Regions from separate parts of the Homo sapiens genome. Here region 1 is linked to region 2. Evidence: read pairs that join two places in POLR2A ChIA-PET (ENCODE). Cell type or tissue: GM12878. All regions are shown on one strand. Each heading gives the region's core, and the rest is flanking DNA. Links, peaks and the distances in the headings are about the cores only. Region 1 overlaps LOC105370276 (a long non-coding RNA gene). Region 2 has its middle 38 kb from the start of LINC01080.

The links. Peaks named below come from ENCODE experiments on the same cell type or tissue, not always from the same donor. Only the 100,000 strongest peaks of a DNase experiment are listed, where the experiment ranks them.
Region 1: POLR2A ChIA-PET joins it to region 2 with 13 read pairs; 7 of 35 experiments call an interaction of 5 or more read pairs at or near these places.

What each region holds. Positions count from the first base shown.
Region 1 is chr13:80,356,645-80,361,043 of GRCh38, reverse strand. It overlaps LOC105370276 (a long non-coding RNA gene), which reads right to left. Exons shown (of 4, transcript XR_001749939.2): 1 at 3,834-4,399; 2 at 328-488. Among named protein-coding and RNA genes, the nearest start is that of SPRY2, 18 kb to the right of the region's middle. RefSeq lists enhancers at 672-1,436, 1,437-2,201. In GM12878, for the core only: no CTCF peak of the experiment used is centred there; no DNase peak of the experiment used is centred there.
Region 2 is chr13:80,047,002-80,051,400 of GRCh38, reverse strand. No RefSeq gene overlaps it. Among named protein-coding and RNA genes, the nearest start is that of LINC01080, 38 kb to the right of the region's middle. RefSeq lists an enhancer at 2,213-2,462. In GM12878, for the core only: no CTCF peak of the experiment used is centred there; a DNase peak (open chromatin) is centred at 2,390; H3K27ac peaks cover 407 bases.

The DNA of each region.
Region 1 (4,399 bases), core at 105-4,104, 310 kb before region 2:
TTAGATGTCCACAAGTTGTGAAAAACTCATCTCTAAGATGCACAATTTTTAAGATCAAAATTTCTTTGATTTAAAAAATTGTCATTTAAAATGGTTTCTGTTCAAAACATTAGTCATCTATAAAAATAAAGATACATAGTAATCATCACAGAAGGAAATTATTTTACATTGTTTATTTATGCCTCTATTTTAATTATTTGTAAAGTCAAAGAGAAGATGCTTTTTTCCAGAATCTAGAGTGCAACATGTTTAAAGAGAGAAAGAGACACACAAAGTAAGACACAAACAGAGATCCAAAGAGACAGAAAAATTGCAAAATGCTCTTACTTAAAGCACCAGACTACTTCAGTTACAGCATATGCACTCCTAGGTCAGGGTTCCTAAATCAATAGACTAAAGAAAAACTGCCTTGTCATCAGAACTCCAAAATATATGGGTCTCAGGAGAAACAAATATGTGGAGCTGTAGATCTAAATCCAAACTCAACTCTGTGGAAGAAAACAAATTTTACCTGTAAAATAAGTTGAGCTACTTGACCAGTACATTAGAAATTACACAGCAAAATACTCTAAAGACAGGATCCTAAACTCATTTTCCTTTCAAAAGTAGGGAGTGAACAGATAAGGGACACTAATTGCAGCAAACAGAATGCAAAACTGAAAAGCTTAAATAAAAAAGACTGATGAAAGCATAACATTAAAAAGAGAAGTGTTTAACTGTTAAATCATCCAAATTGCTTTGCCAAATTTTGACATGCTTGGTTTCCTGTAGTAAAATCTCATTCTTTTTTTTTTTTTTTTTTTTGGCTTTTGGAAAAAAAAAGTGAGGAAAAATAACCAGCTGTTCCTTGTATAGTTCAGGAAACAAGTTTGATTTATTACTTTAAGGTTATTTTTGAATGAGCTGCTTGTGGGAGCCAGAGTGCAGAAGTCACTGAGGCCTGTCCACTTGAAGGGCTCAAACTGTTTCCTGAACAGCCCTTCTTCACTCCTCACCTCCGACGGCTATTATTGACAACGTGTGACTGGGGCCTTCTAGGATTTTAAAACAGCAGGGGTCCCAGCCAAACAATCGGGCTGTCAATTACCTTTTCCCCTGTTGTGAAAGAGGGGCCCAAGACAATGCAACTTCTCAGCAGGGAGTTGTGCAGCTCCAAGTATGTAAGCCACCCTTGCACCGTTCAGCATTCAAAACCAAGTAAATGGTTGGTGCCTTCACTTTTGTCTGTGTGTGTCGGTGCAAACCAGAATTACTGCAAGGTGTAGATGTCTCCACGGCTGGATTTTTAAGTTCTTGGTAGGGCAAAACTGACTCTGTACATTGTTATCTCTGAGCTTCATGGAAGTTTTTTCTAAGTTCCAAACAGACACAGAAAGTCCCCCTCCCCCCACCTCCCAGCCTCCTTCTGTAAGCTTGTCCTCTGGGAACGCCCAAGCCTCTCTACCTATACTGTGGCTTAAAAAACTTCCTGTGGGCATTGATGACTTGCTGTGAGCACTGTCCATCATCCCGCCCCTTTGTCTGGCAGTCACTTCCATTCGAATTTGACTGACTGAGGCAGCCTGAGTTATTTGTAAAGAACAACAAGGCTTTTCATTCATAATTTTAGTAGGGGGACAGGGTGCTAATGACTGAGCTTGAAGAACTAGGGAATGTGGTATTCAAGGCAGGAAGAAGCTCAACTGGCTGCCAGATGAGGGAAGGAAAGGATGTAGGTGAAATGTGTCTGCATAAAAAGCCAATGACATGAAGATCACGTGTATACAAATAGAAATTGAATTTTTAAAACGTGAGATAATCTGAAGGATGGAAGCAGGAAGGAGGGCAGGGAAAGTCTAACAGGATTTCATTAACTTTGGGGTCAAGTTATGTGCCAGAGTTTACAGAATCCGAAACCCATAAAGTGTCTACAAAGGAAGTGATCTTTTCTTCCACTGCTGGTTCTCCTACAAAAACAAAAGAGTAAAGAAAAAAAAAAAAGAGGAAAACTGGTTTTCACTCTTTTTTGGTACCTTTCACATACTCAGACAAAGAGGGTTTGTTTTCCCTCTTTGGAACCAAATCTCCAAAGAATTTACTTTTGGGGTCTGTAGTCCATTTTATGTACATACAGCATGAACATAATATGTAATGATTTTACATATCTGCTGCTTCCAAAGAAGAAAATTTGTAAAAAGGTAAATTTATAGTTGAATTATTTGTATAGGTAAGTCTTATGTGATTTATCTTTCTTGCAAAAATAGTAAAATTGTGGTTTGGTTTTTTAAAATTAAGAAATTAAAACTCACATTGAAGTTTTTTACGTATGATTTTGTTCAGATTCATAGAAAAAAATTGAAATAACAATGTTGCATATTTGCAATCTACTGTGAATTAGCAGAATGATACAAAACGCTTTTAAAAAAAAAATGTAATTCCGGCTGGGCGCGGTGGCTCACACTTGTAATCCCAGCACTTTGGGAAGCAGAGGCGGGCGGATCACCTGAGGTCGGGAGTTCAGGACCAGCCTGACCAACATGGAGAAACCCAATCTCTACTAAAAATACAAAATTAGCCAGGCATGGTGGCACATGCCTGTAATCCCAGCTACTTGGGAGGCTGAGGCAGGAAAATCGCTTGAACCTGGGAGGCGGAGGTTGCAGTGAGCAGAGATTGCACCATTGTACTCTTGCCTGGGCAACAAGAGCAAAACTCCGTCTCAAAAATAAATAAATAAATAAATAAATAAATAAATAAATAAATAAATGTGATTCCATAAGTGAAGAATGTTTCAATCATTTGTAGAAAATCTTTACTATGTTTCTTTCATTAAAGCAAGTCAAATAAAGGCAAAATTGAACAATAACAAATGCTGATTTTTGTAAAGATCGGCAAAAATAATTTTTCAGGCAATGAGACTCTGGCTCTTTCCATGTTTAGTCTATTAGGATTTGTGTTCTCAGGGAGCACTTAGGGCTACTGAGGCCTTGAGTCAATGTTCAGACCCTGGGTTGGGTGCTTACTAATCGCTAAACTCCTAAGCCATAAGCTGACCCAACAAACCTTCCTAAAAACAGAGGAGCAGCCGGGCTCAGTGGCTCACGCCTGTAATCCCAGCACTTTGGGAGGCCGAGGCAGGCGGATCACGAGGTCAGGCGATCGAGACCATCCTGGTTAACACGGTGAAACCCCGTCTCTACTAAAAATACAAAAAATTAGCCGGGCATGGTGGCAGGCGCCTGTAGTCCCAGCTACTTGGGAGGCTGAAGCAGGAGAATGGCATGAACCCGGGAGGCGGAGGTTGCAGTGAGCCGAGATCGGGCCATTGCACTCCAGCCTAGGTGACAGAGCAAGACTCCGTCTCAAAAACAAAACAAAACAAAACAAAACAGGAGCTACTGCCACTACTCCATGGCCCACATCCATGATTTCCTTTCATTCTGACAACCATCCTGCTCTGTTCAGTGGGGAAGCAGAGGCATGGAGATACTCTTGTATTTTCCGTTCATTTCCATCTAAGTACGCAACAAAAGCAAAGACCAGTGAACAGGTAGCTGGGGAGTTCCAACACTAACCTAAAGTAGGCCTTCAGTGGGCTTGTATTATCATTTATTAATTTACTTTGGTCTGTATTTCAAGTATATATATATATATATATATATATGTAAATTGAAATAATGTTAGATAGCCCATGTTATCTTGTGGCTTGCTGTGCCACCTGAGCATATCCTCAAAAAAACCCTTAGGTTTTTGAGAAAAGGATTAAATAACTTACCCCAATCTTAGGATAAAGATAAATTTAAAGCTCAATCACACCCTGGTTATTCTATATTCAAAGCCAAGTGAAGCCTCACCATGCTCTTCTGTCCACTATCTCTTGGGACCTGAAGCTCAGGCGATTGTTCCATGAATGACAGATGTCACAACTGGCTGAGTCCAAGCCCAGGTCAAAACATGAAGTAAGTGAAGGTAATAACCTTTAGTATCTTCTTAGACTTCCCTGTCAGCTACCTCTATCCTCTCCTTTGGTGGTGCATGTTAATAACTGGCTTCCTGGGGTTAAAAAAATAAATTCCAACATCTGGGGATGTCTGTGTTGTAAACACATTGACCACGGCTAATTCTCTTTTCTTTTCTTTCTTTTTTTTTTTTTTTTTTGAGATGGAGTCTCGCTCTGTCACCCAAGCTGGAGTGCAATGGCACGATCTCAGCTCGCTGCAACCTCTGCCTCCCAGGTTCAAGCAATTCTCCTGTCTCAGCCTCCCAAGTAGATGGGATTACAGGCACCCGTCACTGTGTCCGGAATTGGTGGGTTCCTGGTCTCACTGACTTCAAGAATGAAGCCGCAGACCCTCGCGTTGAGTGTTACAGCTCTTAAGGTGGCGCGTCTGGAGTTTGTTCCTTCTGATGTTCGGATGTG
Region 2 (4,399 bases), core at 88-4,087:
GTAGGTTTTCCAGGTAAATACTCAAAGATGGCTATGTCAGATATTTAGCGATTGGTGACACATGTGGGCCCTTGGTCATGGGACTGGTCAGAAGACTAGCTGCTAGTTGAGAACAGGACTAAGCAAGGTTAATTTGATGCTGATTAAACTGTTAAAATAGTGTTCTTTCAATTTCTCCCAATAAAAGAATTGTTCACAACATCTGTAATTTGCATGAGCCTATTGATGGAATTTAAATGGACAGTTGAAGAACGAGAGGTTAGGGTTTGATCCTGATACCTTTAGCAAGGATCATTTTGTGTGATGGGAACCAAGAAACTCTGAGGAGAAAAAGAGAATGCCCAAAGGAGCATGCAAAATCTGGCGAATTAGAAGCAGAGAATTGAGAATTATCTAATTTTTAAAAAATCTAATTTCATTAAGTTCTTGTACAAATTTCTAAGGTTTTTTCATTATCTTACTTTGAGAGGTGAGAATGGAAGGAAAATGCTCACCTGTGTATGTGCACTTTGCACAAAATATTATCGTGAAATTTGTCCCTTAGCAAAAGAAAGGGAAACATCCTACTTACGTGTTTAGGGTTCAGATGGCAAGTGTGTTTTGGCTCAAAATTTATCATGAATCAAAAAATACCTTATATATTGGTCAGCATGAGCTAGCTAAAAGAATAAATTTATTTATAAATATTTTATAAATTTTATTTCTACTAAATGAGCTAAAACCATTGTGACAATAATAATTAGAATCCTACTTCTCTCTGAGCGGATGTTTGGTAGAAGAAATAAAGCACTAAGAAAGGAACCACATATGTCATGTGACAAGATTGGGAGAGAGGAACCACTGAGGAGGCAGCCCTGTTTGGGAGGGAAGGGCAACATAATCAAAGATCTAAGCCCAGCTCATAGACTGAGGCTAAGAATTTGGGATTCTAGCCATGGTGTCTGGATGCTGCTGCACAGAGGCTCAGGGCTACTCTTTCATCTCTTCCCAGGACAGGAAATAGAGGAAACCACATAACTGAGCTCAAGTCCAAGACAGCTCAATAATATCACACACAGAGTTCTCCCATCTATCCCAAGGAGAGAATGCCAATTTGTGAGGGTATCTTCTCTTGGACCTAGAATGAGAGAATAAGGAACAGGTAGTTTCTTCCATTTCTATTTTTGTTCTCCAAACCCAAATAAAGAAACTTGCTTTTATTGTTTGTAGGGGCCTGCTATAAAGACTGCTCAGTTTGGCAGAAGTCTGGTTACAGGAGTGTGTAGTAAAGATGCTTAATGTGGTAGAAGCCTGTGCATGGATGGACCAGGAAGAATTAAATGGGGCTGCTGTAAAACACTCTTCCTAGCCAGAGATCAAGTATATAACAATTCACATGAGGAACTTGCACTTTACGAGAAAGACAAAAGAAACTGCTATTGCAAACAAATCTGCTTAATGTAAGCTTGCTGGATGCTGACAGCAAAAACTAAACCATAGTCATGTTATCATTTAGAAATGTTAATAGGATCACCTAATAAAAGTTTCAATTATAGAGCATTTATTACATAATACTGACAGCACTAAATAGGAAAAGCAATATATAGAATATGGACAAAATGGTATCCAGAGACAAACTCACGTCTTTAATGTTTTTATTTCTAAATATGAATGAGTAAAATATAAACATTAAACTTACAAGCTTAGAAAAAGAACAACTAAGTAATATAAAATAAGCTGTAGAAAAACATATTCACGATAAATGTAGATTTTTTTCTTCCTATGAAGCTGAATTCTTTCTCTCCGAAGTTCCTAATCTCTGTTTTAAGAATCACTGGTATAGATGATATTAAAATGCACATCTCTCAAATATCACCAGATTTGCATATGCAGTCACCTAGAATCATGTAGTCTTGTTTCTAGTGGTCTCCTTTAGGAGAGGTTCTGTGTCATAGTGGTAATTCTAGTGTCTAAGTCAATGCCGGGATGTTCAATAAAATGTTATTAAGTGAACATGTGAATAAATACATTCTTATGCCATATATTTAAAAAAACTGTATGTATCTTAATCCAGTTCATCAAATAAGTGTTTTGTCAAATTTAATCCTTATTAGGATCTCTTCTCATTCTTCATTTTTCAGTACAGAGAATTCTCAAAATCTAAATGATAAAAGCATAGCTATCATGGATTAAAAACAATTCCATTGTACTTTTTCTTACAGCTAACCTTGACTAATTCTCACATGTATTTCAGAAATATGAATAATGTCTTCATGCAATTCATGTAAGGCACAGAAAATAGGTATCATTATTTCTGTTTTAATGACAGATTTTGAGGTTAGGATGACTCATGAACAGCTGAGCAGCCAGTCAGTAGGAGAAACCAAAATAGAACGGAAACGCCTCCATTTCCACCCCCACGCTCAAACCTCGAGTGCACCCTCCCTGGGGAGATTGAAGCGTGATGTGCCTGTGAGTGAACAGGGAAGCGCTTCCTGCAAGTTACTAAGCTGCAAAGGCTCAGCGCTCTGAGCTATCCTTGGTGGTGATCAGTGAGAACCACCCACTCTCAATCCAGCTGATAAAAATGGAAGGGAAGGAGAACTTAGAAAAGCAGGTCCCTTAAATGCTGAGCTCCTCTTATTCTGAGGAAGATATTTCATTTACCTTTAACTGAGTAATCTTCAGAAATTACCTGAACTAAAATATTTTTTCATCCCAGTGAATGTAACCTTAAAATGCAAGCTACCTTGTTAGATGGGCACAGCCCAGCCTGTTTTACTCCCTGGGGAGGGAAAATATTTTCTTAAGCATGTTTCTCTGATTCTTTTAGGCACACAAAATTAGTGAGGCATGCTTTTATAGAAGCCTCTATAACTAAATTACTTTTGTAAAATAATCAACAATAGGATATAGCAGGTGTCAGTCTTTGGCCTGCAAACAAATTATTGTTGGAATTCTTAAGGAGCTTAAGAATATCCTTAGAATACTTGAGGAGCTTAAAGGTAATTTTTTAAAATGTGTTTTAAAAGTATTAACTATCATCCTGTATCCACAAGCATAATGGCCTTAAGTGGAGGAATTAAGAATTGCATCTGAAACATGTTTGATAAAGTTAAGATGTACTTTTGCCTCCACCATCCAATTCAAATAATAATGTTGTCCAATGCAAATACTAGTTTCCAGTAACTAGAGTCATTCCTTTCCCTACACCTCTGTAACTGGACGCATGCAAGTCTATCTTACTTACTGAGGCTGCTTTCATAATTCCAGTGGGCTGGGTTCTAAGAGAAATTTTAAAACTGTTTTCCTCCCCATTAAGCCCTTTGCCATGGTTCTATAGCTTACAGCAGCCCACACCTCACAAATATGAGAAAGGGATAGTCATTAAAACTTCTGCTTAATTCACCAAAAAAATTAAAAATAAAATGGTTAGTTACTGCCCACTCCACACTGACAGAGTTATTTAATCACCTACCACATCCTTACACCTCTGATCCTACTTGTTGGATTTTCTCTGCTGCACTATCAGTGCCTGTCTTTCTCCTTATTAGTATTAATTTCACTATTTTGTGAATGCAAACTTCTAGAGTTGTTTTATGGTCCCTAACGTCCACCCATCCTACCTCCTCTTAAAAAACAAACATGAATACAAAGCAGTCAAGCCATCGGATGGAAGGAAAGGAGCTTGGAACTGAGAGAAACACTTTACCAACAGAATGTAAACCAGACACGTTAAACTCACAGTTGGCCATAAAGAACAGCCTGAGTCTGATAGAGGGACGACAGCCAAAACAGAAGGTTCTTGTGGTGAGACGGCTGATATGGTCAGGCTGGAAAAACCTCTCCATTCCTTCCTGTGGGCACCTGAATTCCACAGGCTTGCAGATGGCAAGAATCACTGAATTACAGTTCCTTAGAGTTTTCTGTGTGCTAGTCGGAGACCTTGCACATGGCATTGAGCTCAGCACACGACGATTTCAGTTCCTTGAGCAAACTCAGATAAAATGAGGCGGAAAATGTTTCTAAAATAAGGTTTTCTAGGGAGTGTTAGTAAAATGTGACACTATCCTAGTGTAATCCAACAGGTAGGAGGTTGGATGGCCTCCCAGGCCTTCAACACACTGTATATTTGAATGTGCACAAGAGGAAATGCTCTAAAGACATGCATTTTCTTTTACCTTTTAGACTAATCCAGTGGAAAAACTATATTCGACCCAAGGATCTGTATCCACACAGTTTGACAATAATTTACTTCTTTCTGGAAGCGATGAGCACAGTGTAATTCCTGAGAAATTTTAATAATGATATTTTAATTATAATTAAGTGAAACCTAGCAAAGTTGGCTGTATCTGGAGGAACTCCACTGTGGGAAACAGATTCTTAAGGTAATTTTTTTGTTTTATATTTTATCCTACAC